2 separate regions of the Homo sapiens genome follow, and region 2 is linked to region 1. A link is a loop called in an ENCODE intact Hi-C map of the cell type or tissue named here. Cell type or tissue: chondrocyte. All regions are shown on one strand. Links, peaks and the distances in the headings refer to the core of each region. The heading gives the core; the rest is flanking DNA.

What was found. Hi-C counts contacts between places; a loop is a spot of excess contacts. Peaks named below come from ENCODE experiments on the same cell type or tissue, not always from the same donor. Only the 100,000 strongest peaks of a DNase experiment are listed, where the experiment ranks them.
Region 2: it touches region 1 in a loop (4-fold over the local background); 3 of 110 quality-filtered maps call a loop at or near these places.

The regions. Positions count from the first base shown.
Region 1 is chr7:155,066,966-155,074,317 of GRCh38, forward strand. It overlaps HTR5A (5-hydroxytryptamine receptor 5A), which reads left to right and starts at 3,359. Exons shown (of 2, transcript NM_024012.4): 1 at 3,359-4,675. The coding sequence starts at 3,935. It overlaps HTR5A-AS1 (HTR5A antisense RNA 1), which reads right to left and starts at 4,592. Exons shown (of 2, transcript NR_038945.1): 1 at 4,069-4,592; 2 at 102-2,280. RefSeq lists enhancers at 3,051-3,120, 3,908-4,734 and a silencer at 3,231-3,320. In chondrocyte, for the core only: a CTCF peak has its summit at 3,224; DNase peaks (open chromatin) are centred at 3,216, 3,595 and 4,336.
Region 2 is chr7:155,340,862-155,348,213 of GRCh38, forward strand. No RefSeq gene overlaps it. Among named protein-coding and RNA genes, the nearest start is that of BLACE, 23 kb to the right of the region's middle. RefSeq lists a silencer at 3,885-4,274. In chondrocyte, for the core only: a CTCF peak has its summit at 4,213 (motif pointing left); DNase peaks (open chromatin) are centred at 3,582 and 3,953.

The sequences.
Region 1 (7,352 bases), core at 1,978-4,477:
TCTCAGGACCCCTTCATATTCTTTAAAATTGAGTACCCCAAAGAGCTTTTGTTTACATGGGTTATATATATTAATATTTACTGGAAAATAAACTAGAGACATTTTCAACATATTTGTGTATTTGTTTATTAAAAATAAAATAAACCCATTACATGTCTATATAAGTGATACCTCATTATGAAAAATAATTATTTTTCATAAAATATTTCTGAATAGCATTAACATTTTTGCAAATCTCTTCAAGACAGCTAGAACATCATATGTTTCTACATTCCATCTGTTGGGATATGTTATTTTAGTTTAAGATTGTGAAGAACATCCACTTTCATACAGATATACAGCAGACAATAGAGTACTTTAATACTATTTTCAGATAATTATGGATATTTTTTCTGTGATGCTATATTAAAACTCAATGAGTGGTAGCACCTTAAAGATTTGTTGTGATGTGGAATCTGAAATTGTATCATGCATGTTTATTATGCTGTTACATTAAAATTCGTTGGTCTTGGCCGGGTGTGGTGGCTTAGGCCTGTAATTCCAACAATTTGGGAGGCTGATGGGGATGGATCAATTGAGGTCAGGAGTTCGAGACCAGCCTGGACAACATGGTAAAATCCCCATCTCTACTACAAATACAAAAAACTTAGCTGGGAATCGCTTGAACCCGGAAGATGGAAGTTGCAGTGAGCCAAGATTGTGCCACTGCACTCCAGCCTGGATGACAGAGTGAGACTCTGTCTCAAAAAACAGAAGCAAAAACAAACCAAAAAATCAGCTCCTACTTGAATGAAATAGATTCATACCTTCCCATTATAGAAAAATCTAAAATAAGTATTTTTCTATAAGCCAGTGACATGACTTGATTACAAACCGTAAGTAACCTCAATAGACAACTGAGTCTGCACTCGAATGATTGCTAGATGGCTGCAAACTACCTTTTGGAAAGGTTTTAGTAGATGTCCCATGATTTGTTTATATGTCTATAATTCCCTCTTCTCCAGTATAGCACCTCGTTCAGTTATGTGGTTGTATCTTTTGCTAGTATCTTTTGTCGGATGGTATATTAGCTTGCTAGGGCTGCCATAACAAAATACCACAGACTGAGTGGCTCATACTAGAAATTTATTTTTTCCTAGTTCTGGCAGCTGGAAATCCAATCTTGATATCTTCTAATCTTCCAATACTGGTATCTTCTAATGTCTCTCTCCTTGGCTTGTAGATGGCCACCTTCTTGCTTTATTCTCACGTGGTCTATCCTATGCACACACACATCCTTGGTGTCTCTTTGCATGTCTAAATTTCCTCTTTTCATAAGGATGTCAGTCAGATTGAATGAGGCCCTATCCTATGGCCTCATTTTAACTTAATCATCCCTTTAAAGATCTTATTTCTAAATATAGTCACACTATGAGGTTCTAGGGGTTAGGACTTCCATATATAAATCTGGCAGGGGGTAAGGGAGGGGGGAAGGAGAGACACAGTTTAACCCATAAGAGGTGACAACCCAGGAAGGTATATTTCCCAATACTGCCATTTCAGAGGTACCATATGGCAGACGGGAGTTTTATACCTTTTCAGATTCTTTTCCTTTTCAGTGTTTTTCAAGATAAAATTGGGGCTATGCTTTAAGATGAAGCTGAAATATTATGATTTTTTATTTGTGTATTTTTAAGAGATAAGCCAGACTTTCTGAACAGGGTTTGTCCCTTCTGGAAATGCTCCATTGGATCTCTCCTTTGTGGGAATATTCTATTCAGTCCCTAAATTTATGACACTCTATTTTTCACAAATTATCCTCAGTCATCCTTGGCTTTGTCCTTATTAACTATTCTGCTGCTCACTTAGCTATCAATACAGACAGCTGTGGCCTGGGGAATCAGTAGGGAATATAATCACAAGCCCATAATGCCTTTCAAGATTCATAGAGATCCATTGAGGCCCGCCTGTGGGCAACACAGTTCATCCATTCCTCCAGATAACAGGCCCTGAGACTAGATGCAGAACTTTTTCCAAAGAAGAGGATTCATAGTTTACATCTCATTCCCATTAGTTCCATGACCTCAAGAAGGTGATTTGCCTTAAAGAAGCACAAGCTTGCTTCCAGATTGGGGCCATGCACAGTTGCTCTGCATGCAGGCAGTCACCATCAGCTGTTTTTAAGTGGTGTTTGAAACAGCCCTGTGAATAATCCGGTATTTAATGATGTTGTCCCGTCCTCTAGGTTCCAGTGGAGGACTTTCTCTTTTCTCAGTGCATTCTCCTGATACTTGTTTTACTCTGCAAGAAACAAAATCTTATATGAAAACATGTTGCTAATCTTTAAATAGTTAAAACTTTCTGACTAAATTTACTTGTAAATGCACAGGATTTCACGACACTCATTTTATATACTTAAAAACAAAGCTTATTAACACCTTACTTTTTTCCTGCCATTTCTGTCCATCATTTTTAAAATTTCAACTTCTTTTATATTGCTATATCATGTGCCTCTTTATGAGGTGCTTTCAATCATAATTTCTGGTTAGAAGCTTCTGATATTTTCTCAGTTTCTGTGGATGTGTTTGTGGTTGTTTTGTGTGCATGTGTGAGGGGAGAGTTAAATTACCTCTTTCTTTTGAGTGAGATGGAGCTCTTATAATAACTTGTATCCCAATTTTTCCTTCTCAGGAAGCAAATTTAGTAGGGACCACTGGAGACTACCCATCTGCCTTATGACTCTGAGGAGATAAAGCATTCTTCAGCCATTCCTGTTGGAGCCAGGTGAAGCATTCTAGCTCCAACACCTCAACCATCTCTAGGAACAGCAGCAACTGCTATCTCGCCTCTCCTCCTTTAAGGAAAACAACCCTTAAGGGAAGCAACTGAGAGCTGGGTAAGAAGAAAGCAATCACGTGCTAAAATCTTCCGGAGAACAAAAGTTAGTGAAACTATCTTAGACCCCTAATTCAGAACTCTTGCAGGAAGAGTAAATACTTATGGAAAGCTGAGAAAGCAGTGTCTAGGGCCTCCAGTCCACCCCTAGAGGGACGTGTGGGGGTGGCTAGGGGAACGTTTTGAGGAAAGTTCATTGGTCAACTTGTTCAACGTGGCAAACTCATTTCAGGCAAGAGAGGCAGCACCGTGGACAGCGCCAACCCTCCTGCTCCCGGGCGGGGCGAGGTGGCAGCACCGCGGACAGCACCACATGTGGTGGCGCACACTGGGAGCCGCCAGGCGCGGGGAGCGCAGCAGCACCGCGGACAGCCCCAAAGCCGCGCGCTCTGAGCCAGGAGGCGGGGAGAGATGGCCTTATCAGCTGATGGCTTACGTAGGGCTAGATCTCCACTTGGATAAGGCAGGTCTCGGTGGGCGCGCCAGCATTCGCTCTCCGGAGCTGCAGCCTCCGAAGGGGTGGCGGGGGCAACAGGGACAGAAGGCAGGTCCCAGAAAGCAGGTTCCCCCAAAACTGGCTTCCCTAGCACGGAGTTAAGGCTGCAGCCGGCTGCCTAGAGAGAAGGGTGGGCAGGGAGACAACGCGGTGAGAGCGACTGCTCTGACGCACCAGCCCCTCTCCTGCACCCACACGCTGCTGGCCGCCCAGCTTCTCCCCGATCTGGGAGATGCTCGGCTCTGGGCGGCCAAACAGCCTTTCCACCAAGGCGAGGAGCCCTGGGCTCCTGACAGCTTAGGCGGGCCCTGGCTGCGACACGCAGCCCCTCGCCTCTGCTTCCTTAGCCTCTGAGGGCTTCAGACCTGCCGCGCTTGCAGCCACACCATCTCCAACGGATGCTCACTAGCAGGAAATTGGGGCCAAATTCACAGGCACTTTCCAGAAACTCCCCCACTGGCCAGAGGTTGCAAACATCCGGATTGGCTCTGGGCACAGTGGCCGCCTTAAGTCCTCCTGAACACCCCTTCTGCAAGTACCCCAGGGCGGTCTCCTGACCCAGAGATGGATTTACCTGTGAACCTAACCTCCTTTTCCCTCTCCACCCCCTCCCCTTTGGAGACCAACCACAGCCTCGGCAAAGACGACCTGCGCCCCAGCTCGCCCCTGCTCTCGGTCTTCGGAGTGCTTATTCTCACCTTGCTGGGCTTTCTGGTGGCGGCGACGTTCGCCTGGAACCTGCTGGTGCTGGCGACCATCCTCCGTGTACGCACCTTCCACCGCGTGCCCCACAACCTGGTGGCATCCATGGCCGTCTCGGATGTCCTGGTGGCCGCGCTGGTCATGCCGCTGAGCCTGGTGCACGAGCTGTCCGGGCGCCGCTGGCAGCTAGGTCGGAGGCTGTGCCAGCTTTGGATCGCGTGCGACGTGCTTTGCTGCACGGCCAGCATCTGGAACGTGACGGCCATAGCCCTGGACCGCTACTGGTCCATCACGCGCCACATGGAATACACGCTCCGCACCCGCAAGTGCGTCTCCAACGTCATGATCGCGCTCACCTGGGCACTCTCCGCTGTCATCTCTCTGGCCCCGCTGCTTTTTGGCTGGGGAGAGACGTACTCTGAGGGCAGCGAGGAGTGCCAGGTAAGCCGCGAGCCTTCCTACGCCGTGTTCTCCACCGTAGGCGCCTTCTACCTGCCGCTCTGTGTGGTGCTCTTCGTGTACTGGAAGATCTACAAGGCTGCCAAGTTCCGCGTGGGCTCCAGGAAGACCAATAGCGTCTCACCCATATCCGAAGCTGTGGAGGTGGGTATCTCAGCAATCCTTAAAAATACTCGACTTGCATCTGTACAGGCTATATCCCCAGGCCACCTGCCCCACCCCCACACTTGTAGAAAATGGAACTTTTTGTGTTTGGGAGTGGGGGGAGTAAACTGGGAGAGTGGAAGAAAGCATCAGAGATGTACTTTGCTCTGACATGTTCCCTCTCACAGGGCTAATCATATCATGTTCCTTCTCTAATGGGTTGTTTGTTAAATATACAGAACACGAGGAGTTCAGACTGCGTCATTCTGCAGGGTCCCCTTTGGCCCCCAAATTCTATGGATCTATAACACCCTTTAGAACATCTGAATAAGCTGGTATCTGGGGTACGCTGATTCAGTACACTGGAAAAAACTAGCAGCTTCCAGCACTTAGAATGGGGGTGTTCCAGGAGGAGGGGAGGCAGGGATGGGAGCATGATTTGATAAGAAGACTGCCATGAGTCAGGTGATGCAGGTTAGCATTTCATCCTAGTCTATTCTTTTTCTTTGCAAATTACAGCAGCCGGTTTATTAAAAATATGGTATCACCTAGGTTACTGTCATTCTGTGGCATCCTCCCGTCCTGACGTAAGACTGAAGATGTTGACTGCACTAGTCCCGGAGCCTGCATTTGTTATCTGCTTCCACTGCCTTAGGGTGTTACTTTATGGGTCTATCCCCCACAGCCCTATTAGGTTGTAGGTGTGACTGAGGACCACTTGTCTGCCTTCCTGAACATGAGTAAAGCTGCGGAAGGAAATTAAAAATCCAGGAAAGAGAATTCCCTAGCTCTCTATGAGAGGTATTTACTGCATGACAACCACTATAGCAACAGCGAGGGAGCTTTTCTCATCTTCTCCCACTCCTGTTTTTTTGTTAACTCTTAATAATCTGACCCTACGACTCATGATTCTGCAGGCTGCTCCCCCTTCATTACCAAGGAAGATTCCTTGAATCTAATTCACACATTTAGGTTAGACCAGAAGTCTACACAGTCCCCATTTTCTGTTGTTGGCTCTGAAACAAGAAAGTAGTTTAAGGAAGCATATGGAGTGCATACTATGGGTTTGGTGCAAGAGGTAAGCGAATGATAGAGATGTTGTCTTTGCCCATGAAGAGTGTGGTCTAGGGAGGGAAATAGACATCCACCCTGAGCTCTGTATATGCTTTCTAGAGTCAGTAGCTAACTCTAACCATCCCCAGTCAGTCAAACTTAGAGGGACCAGAGGTGTAGCTAGGGAAAAAGGGGAGAGGGCATCATCCTAGAGGAAAGAAGAAAACGAGGGGTCAGAGGCTACCTGTTCTTTTACCTATATCAGCATTTCTCAGCGAAGGGTAATACTGCCCTCCAGGAAACATTTGGGCTGTCTGGAGACATTTTGGATGATTAAGAATTGAGGGCCAGGTGCGGTGGCTCACGCCTGTAATCCCAGCACTTTGGGAGGCCGAGGCGGGCAGATCACAAGGTCAGGAGATCGAGACCATTCTGGCTAACATGGTGAAACCCCGTCTCTACTAAATATACAAAAAAATTAGCCAGGCGTGGTGGCAGGCGCCTGTAGTCCCAGCTACTCGGGAGGCTGAGGCAGGAGAACGGAGTGAACCCGGGAGGCGGAGCTGGCAGCTAGCCGAGATTGCGCCACTGCACTCCAGCCTGGGCGACAGAGTGAGACTCTGTCTCAAGAAAAAAAAAAAAAAGAATTGAGGATGGGGTGTTAATGGCATGTAGTATAGAGAGGTCAGAAATGCTGCTAAATATTGCACAATGCACAGGACAGCCCCTCAACAGAGAATTGTTCAGACCAAAATGTCAATCGTACTGAATTTGGGTAACTCTGATCTATTAGATTTCTAAGCTGAACAAAGAGTGCTGATGGGTAAGAACACTGAAGCTTCCATCAAACTACCTGAAGTGAGGTTCCATGTGTATGAGGGTCCACTCAAATTCCAGACCAGGAACAAGAAGACTGGTCACCTCCAAGGGCCCTCCTTTTATGAATCTTCCTCTCCCCTGATGTTTATTCAGGCAAATATAATTTACAGTCAGCCCTAAACACAGCTTTAGAAGGAGAAAGTTAATTACAATTCCATCCCAAGGCTTCCTGTAAAAGGATGAAGGGCACTCTCATTTCTCTGCTTTGGTGATAGCAGAAGCAAAGCATTATAACATCTTTGTGCTTTTTATATAGATACACACACACATATATATACATATGTGTGTGTGTGTATATATATATGTATATATATATGTATATATATATATATATATATATATATGTATATATATATACTCTCTTCTCTCTCTACTTTTCCCAGATCAGTTTTTTAAATGGGCCCCTTGGCTTAGCAAAAGGACCCAAAATAATCCAGTACTCTAAATATAATATGGGGCTGCCTCTGTCCTTATGTTATGTTGAAGGGTTAATTACAAACCAGGCCTCCTGATTGTTCTGTGATAATGGGAGTGGGTGTCAAAGTTTCTAAATGAGTTCTACCACTAGCTAGCTGTTCCCTGGGGAAACCACAACACTTCTCTCTTGTTTCTTTATCTGCTGAGTTTTATTCAAATACATGCCATGAAATCCTAACCTAGGTCAGACATTGAGCTGGGATCTGGCAACACAAGATAGATAAGACTTGCCCTTGTCAAAGGAAGAGGAAGCCACTGCTAGAGATCT
Region 2 (7,352 bases), core at 2,825-5,324, 270 kb after region 1:
GCTCACTCCTGCTGTAGCGTGGTTCAGGTCCCTCCCCGTGGCTGAGCACTCCTCTGCCGTATAGCGTGGGTCGGGTCCCGTGGCTGAGCACTCCTCTGCTGCACAGCGTGGGTTGGGTCCCGTGGCTGAGCACCCCTCTGCCATGCAGATGGACCACATGGGGTTCATCTCACCAGTATTTTAGGCTACCCTTGTCTGCTGGCTTCTTCCTCACAGCCTAAAAGTATGTTTAGGTCTCTTCCATGTATTAGCACACATAAAAATCCACAAAACAGCAAAATAGGGGCCTGAGACCCACCCACTTTGACATGGTGAAAACCAAGAGCCTGCGAACCACCTGCTTTGACACAGTGAAAACCAAGAGCCTGAGACCCACCTGCTTTGACACAGTGAAAACCAAGAGCCTGAGACCCACCTGCTGTGACACAGTGAAAACCAAGAGCCTGAGACCCACCTGCTGTGACACAGTGAAAACCAAGAGCCTGAGACCCACCTGCTGTGACACAGTGAAAACCAAGAGCCTGAGACCCACCTGCTGTGACACAGTGAAAACCAAGAGCCTGAGACCCACCTGCTGTGACACAGTGAAAACCAAGAGCCTGAGACCCACCTGCTGTGACACAGTGAAAACCAAGAGCCTGAGATCCACCTGCTGTGACACAGTGAAAACCAAGAGCCTGAGACCCACCTGCTGTGACACAGTGAAAACCAAGAGCCTGAGACCCACCTGCTGTGACACAGTGAAAACCAAGAGCCTGAGACCCACCTGCTGTGACGTGGTGAAAGAGCTTTCAAACACTCCCTAGCAACGCACCACATGCAGGGGGCTCAGACATCACAAACGTATCTCCTCTCAGTTCTGGAGGCTGGAAGTCCAAGATCAAGGTTGGGCAGGGCTGTTTTCTCCCGAGGCCTCTCTCTGTGGCTTGCAGTCAGATGCCATCTCCCTGGGTCCTCACATGGTCATGCCTCTGTGTGTCTGTGTCCTTATCTCCTCTTCTTCTAAGGACACCAGTCCTATGGGATTAGGGTCCACCCCAGTGAACCCATTTGACCTTAATTTCCTCTTGAATGGCTCTAGCTCCAAATACAGCCACATTCTGTGGCCTCCCCCCGGGGCTTGCAGACAGCTATTTTTACCTTCCCGCAGGGCTCTCCCTGTGGGTGTCTGTGTCCAATGTCCCCCATGTTTAAGGACACCAGTCATACTGGACTAGGGCTCACCCTAACAACTTCATCTTAACTTGATGACCTCTGTAAAGACCCTATCTCCCTATAAGGTCACCTTCTGAGGTCTTAGGGGTTAGGACTTCATCCTTTGGATTTATGGAGACACAATTCAGCCCCTAACATCTTGGAAATTCTAACCCACTTAACCCATTCTCTTCCCTGGAAGTTCAATATTGTTTTGATGTTTATGTGTAACATTGCTTTAAAAACTCTGTCTCTTGATCACAACAAGAAACACCAATGGTCTGCGTGGCTGTGGTTTCCCCGGCTCCCTTGTGTGGCTGTGGGTCCCCAGCTCCCTTGCTCCGAGATGTCTCTGTTTTGCTTTATGCAGTTTCCTTCAAGCCCAGCATTTCGTCCTAGGGGCCTCCCATGGACTGAATGTTGGCGAGGCCCCAAAATTCCCATGCTGGAGCCTCAAACCCCGGTATGGCTGTACGTGAAGTAAGGCAGCCATTAAGGTTACACGAGGCCATAAGGGTGGGCCCTGATCCCACGAGATTAGTGCTCTCATAACAAGGGACACCAGAGAGCTCGCTCATTCTCTCCTCCGATGCTGGCACCAAGAAAGGCCACTGAGGAGGGCAGGGCAAGAAGGTGGCCTTCTGTGAGCCTGGAAGAGGGGCCTCGCGAGAGCCCAGCCATGCTGGCACCCACCCCTCAGGCCTCCAACCTCCAGAGCCTGAGGAATAAGTGTCTGTGGTTCAAGCCACCCAGTCTGCGGTATTTTGTGAGGCAGCGGGAGAAAGCTATGGAGGGCTGTTATTTTGTTCGTATCATCTTTCGTGATGTGAAAGCTCTCTGTACTTTTAAAGTAGTAACCTTGACATTTTTCTAAACCATTCTTTACCATCTGCCTCTTTAATATTTGTTAGCAAGAGCTCCCCAACCCCCACTGCCCAATATAGTTCAAATATCTTCACTTTCCTCTACTTCTTTCTCACTCCCCACTTCCAAATTCCTGGTATGTTGATAGATTTTTGAATCATGCATCACCTCTTTCCACAAACTTTGTGATTCTGCATTCAGTTTACAAGCTTGGTTTTCTGTTGTTCTGTTTTAACTATTTCTACTTTAGTAACCCTACTGATTTCTTTTGTTTAACTCATCTTTGAACACCAATAACTCTGTACGATCTGTCTTGCTTAACCCACTCAGAACATGCACTTCACGCAGCCAGATCACAGCAACTACTGGGGTTTCACCTGGCATAATCCAAGCCTGAGGGGCCACTGTAGCTCTCCCCACTGCGGTCCTAACAGATGGAAGGGGACCTGGTCTCCCTCGTGCGATCTGAACTTGTAGTGTAGGCACCCTGTTAATATCCATGGAGTGATGGTAAACAGAGTCCAAATGCAACAAGAAATCTGCAAGTAACTGTCCTGGAGCCCAGGGAACAGGGCCAATGCCCACACTGCCAGGGGGACGGCTATACTGTACGGCTGAGTGGCTCCTCACCCTGTCCCCATGCCCCTGGGAACCCATCAGAGCATTTCTGTGGATGCCTGTCTTTGTCTCTCTTGACCAGGATATTCAGCCTCGCCTCAGTGGCATTTGAACAGGATAACTGTGTGGGGCTGTCCTGTGCAGGGCTGGGGGCCTCTCTGTGGGGCCATCGTGTGCATGGCGGTGGGCCTGCCTGCATCCCTGGCCTCTGCCCGTTTAGATGCCTGTGGCAGCCCCTCCTGCAACCAAATCAGCTTCAGACACTGCCAGTGGCCCCTGGAGCCAAAGACAGGGATTCAAAGGCAGGCCAAGGCTTGTCACCTGTCTCTGCCCCACACACAGCAGGCGCTTCAACGGCCTCAGCTCGCATTCCAGAAAGATCTGCCCACTGTGAGGCACAGGGCCTTTCTCCCACCTCACCAATGGCAGAAACGCACCTTTAGTGACCTGCGGCCCACCTGGGGATATTACCTGGGCATCGTGCCTCATAAAACCACACCCTAGGCTGGGCGCAGTGGCTCATGCCTGTGATCCCAGCACTTTGGGAGGTCGAGGCAGGTGGATCATGAGGTCAAGAGACTGAGACCATCCTGGCCAACATGGTGAAACCCTGTCTCTACTAAAAATACAAAAAATAGCTGGGCGTGATGGCATGTGCCTGTAGTCCCAGCTACTCGGGAGGCTGAGGCAGGAGAATCGCTTGAACCTGGGAGGTGGAGGTTGCAGGGAGCCAAGATCGCACCACTGCACAACAACCTGGGCGACAGCGCGAGACTGTCTCAAAAAACAAACAAATAAACAACAACAACAACAAAACAATGAAAAAACCCACACCCTACACTGTGGGGCCCTACGGCCGGCCGTGGTGCAGGCAACCTCCCCTTGACACCACTCCTGTTGCTGCGGGGCCTCCCGACCTGGGGCTGGTTCTGCGCTTTCCCTTTTCTGGGGCTTTGCCGGGCGCTTCCTGGGGCCCTCCTGGGACCTCCCTGGGGCTCTCCCGGGACCTTCCTGGGGCCTTCCTGGGGCTCTCTCGGGACCTTCCTGGGGCTTTCTCGGGATCTTCCTCGGGCTCTGCCAGGGTCTTCCTGGGGCCCTCCCGGGACCTCCCTGGGGCTCTCCCGGGGTCTTCCTGGGGGCTCTCCCGGAACCTTCTTGGGGCTCTCCCTGGAGCTTCCTGGGGCTCTCCCGAGTCCTTCCTGGGACCTTTCTGGGGCTCTCCCGTGGCCCTCCCGGGGCTCCCCCGTGGCCCTCCCGGGGCTCCCCTGCGCCCGTGTGTCCTTAGTGGGAGGGCGCTTTCAGCCTCCTCCTCCCACACACCTGTCCCGCCAGCGCAATCCAGGGGCCAGGGCGGCTGCTGAGGCCCCGGCCCGAGGAGGGGCGGTCACCCCGCAGTCGGACGCCGCCGCGCCCCACGCCGCAGGGCAGCGCGCCCCAAAGCTTCCCGCGCGGGGACTGAGTGGCGCCCTGGGCTAGTCCCCGCCCCTTCGCCCCCGCCGCGCCGCACCAGCGCCCCCTGGCGGCCATCCGCGCGCCGCGCGCTCCGACTCCCGCCCACCCTAGAGAGAGCGCGGAGCCCTGCCGGCGACTGACTTCAAGGCACAAGGCAGTGGGAATTTCGTCGCTGAGAAATGCAGCGTGTACGTCGGTTGTCTTTCCTTAAGCTGTATACACACTAGACGGAGCTTTCGGCAATGTATTCACTGAGGTTACAAGAGACAGGGACTTGGGGCTTGTTTTCTAGATTGCTGAAAATGAAGCTTTGAGAGCAGGGATGACACGTAAGTGGCTGAAACGTAAAAAACTGGAAGGTCAAATTACAAATGTAATAGAAATAGCCACCGGGTCCACTCAGTCCCCAGCCGCCTTGCAATCTGCTTTTTTAACTAGCTGCTCTCATCCGATTATAACAACCATCCGCCCCTTCAGTGGTTCCAGGGACTGCAGAGTCACATAAGAGAGCATCGCATAGAGCAAGTAACACATTGAGGGGGCACTCACTAAAGACAGCACCCACATAAAGAGAGCACCTACATACATAGAGCACTCACATAAAGAGGGCGCTCACATAAAGAGAGCACTCACTAGAGCATCTACACAGAGAGCACTCCCATAGAGAGAGCACCCACATACAGCACTCAGTAAAGAGAGCACCCACATACAGAGAGCACCCACATAGAGGGAGCACCCACAGAGAGAGCACTCACATAGAGCACTCACTAAAGAGAGTGCCCACATAGAGAGCACTCCCACAGAGCACCCATATAGAGCATCTGCATAGAGAGAGCACCCACACAGAGGGAGCACCCCCATAGAGACAGCACTCACATAGAGCACCCCCCTAGAGAAAGCACCCCCATAGAGAGAGCACCCTTATAGAGAGAGCACCCTTATAGAGAGAGCACCCCATAGAGAGAGCACCCCTAGAGAGCACCACCATAGAGAAAGCCCCCACACAGAGGGAGCACCCCCATAGAGACAGCACCCCTTAGAGAGAGCACCCCTTAGCGAAAGCACCCACACAGAGGCAGCATCCACACAGAGGGAGCACTCACATAGAGCACCCCCTAAAGAAAGCACCCACATAGAGAGCATCCCTATAGAGAGCACCACCATAGAAAGCCCCCACACAGAGGGAGCACCCCCATAGAGACAGCACCCCTTAGAGAGAGCACCCCTTAGCGAAACCACCCACAGAGGGAGCACGCACACAGAGGGAGCACTCACATAGAGCACCCCCCTAAAGAAAGCACCCCCATAGAGAGCATCCCTATAGAGAGAGCACCACCATAGAGAAAGCCCCCACACAGAGGGAGCACCCCTATAGAGAGAGCATCCCTTAGAGAGAGCACCCATAGAGACAGCACCCACACAGAGGGAGCACCCTATAGACACAGCACTCACACAGAGCACCCACTAGAGAAAATACCCCCATAGAGAGAGCACCCCATAGAGCCCCCACACAGAGGGAGCACCCCCACAGAGAGAGCACCCACACAGAGGGAGCATCCCATAGACAGAGCACTCACATAGCGCACCCCCATAGAGCACCCACACAGAGGGAGCACCCCCATAGAGACAGCACTCACATAGAGCACCTCCATAGAGAGAGCACCCCCATAGACCACTCACATAGAGCACCTAGAGAGAGCACTCACATAGAGAGAGCACTCACACAGAGAGAGCACCCACATAGAAAGAGCACTCACATAGAGCACCCATAGAGAGAGCACTCACAGAGAGAGCACCCACATAGAGAGCACCCACATAGAGAGAGCACCCACAAAAAGAGCACCTACATAGAGAGCACCCACATAGAGAGAGCACCCATATAGAGAGAGCACCCACATAGAGAGAGCACCCAAATAGAGCATCTACATAGAGAGCACTCACATACAGAGAGCACCTACATAGCACTCACATAGAGAGAGCACCTACATAGAGAGAGCACCCACATAGAGAGAGCATCCACAAAGAGAGAGCACCCACATAGAGAGAGCATCTACATAGAGAGAGCACTCACATAGAGAGAGCACCTACATAGAGCACTCACATAGAGAGCACACACAGAGAGCACCCACAGAGTACCCACATAGAGAGAGCACCCATATAGAGCACCTACATAGAGAGAGCACCCACATAGAGAGAGCACTCACAGAGAACACCTACATAGAGCACTCACATAGAGAGAGCACCTACATAAACAGAGCACTCACATAGAGCACTCGCATAGAGCACCTACATAGAGAGAGCACCCACATAGAGAGAACACCCACATAGAGAGAGCACTCAGAGCACCCGCATAGAGAGCACTCCCATAGAGCACCTACATAGAGAGCACTCACATAGAGCACCTAGAGAGAGCACCCACATAGAGCACTCACACAGAGAGAGCACTCAGAGAGAGCACCTACATAGAGCACTCACATAGAGAGAGCACCTACATAGAGAGAGCACCTAGAGAGCACTCACATAGAGCACCTACATAGAGAGAGCACCCACATAGAGCACCCACATAGAGCACCTACATAGAGAAAGCACTCACAGAGAGCACCCACATAGAGAGATCACTCACATAGAGTACCCCAGAGAGCACCTACATAGAGAACACTCACATAGAGAGTGCACCCACATAGAGAGAGCACCCACATAGAGAGAGCACCTACATAGAGAGCACTCACATAGAGAGAGCACCCACATAGAGAGAGCACCCACATAGAGAGAGCACTCACATAGAGCACTCACATAGAGAGAGCACACACATAGAGCACCCACATAGAGAGAGCACCCACATAGAGAGAGCACTCACATAGAGCACCCACATAAAGAGCACCCACAAAAAGAGCACCTACATAGAGAGAGCACCCACATAGAGAGAGCACCCATATAGAGAGAGCACCCACATAGAGAGAGCACCCAAATAGAGCATCTACATAGAGAGCACTCACATACAGAGAGCACCTACATAGCACTCACATAGAGCACCTACATAGAGCACCCACATAGAGAGAGCATCCACATAGAGAGAGCACCCACATAGAGAGAGCATCTACATAGAGAGAGCACGCACATAGAGAGAGCACCTACATAGAGCACTCACATAGAGAGCACACATAGAGAGCACCCACATAGGGTACCCACATAGAGAGAGCACCCATATAGAGCACCTACATAGA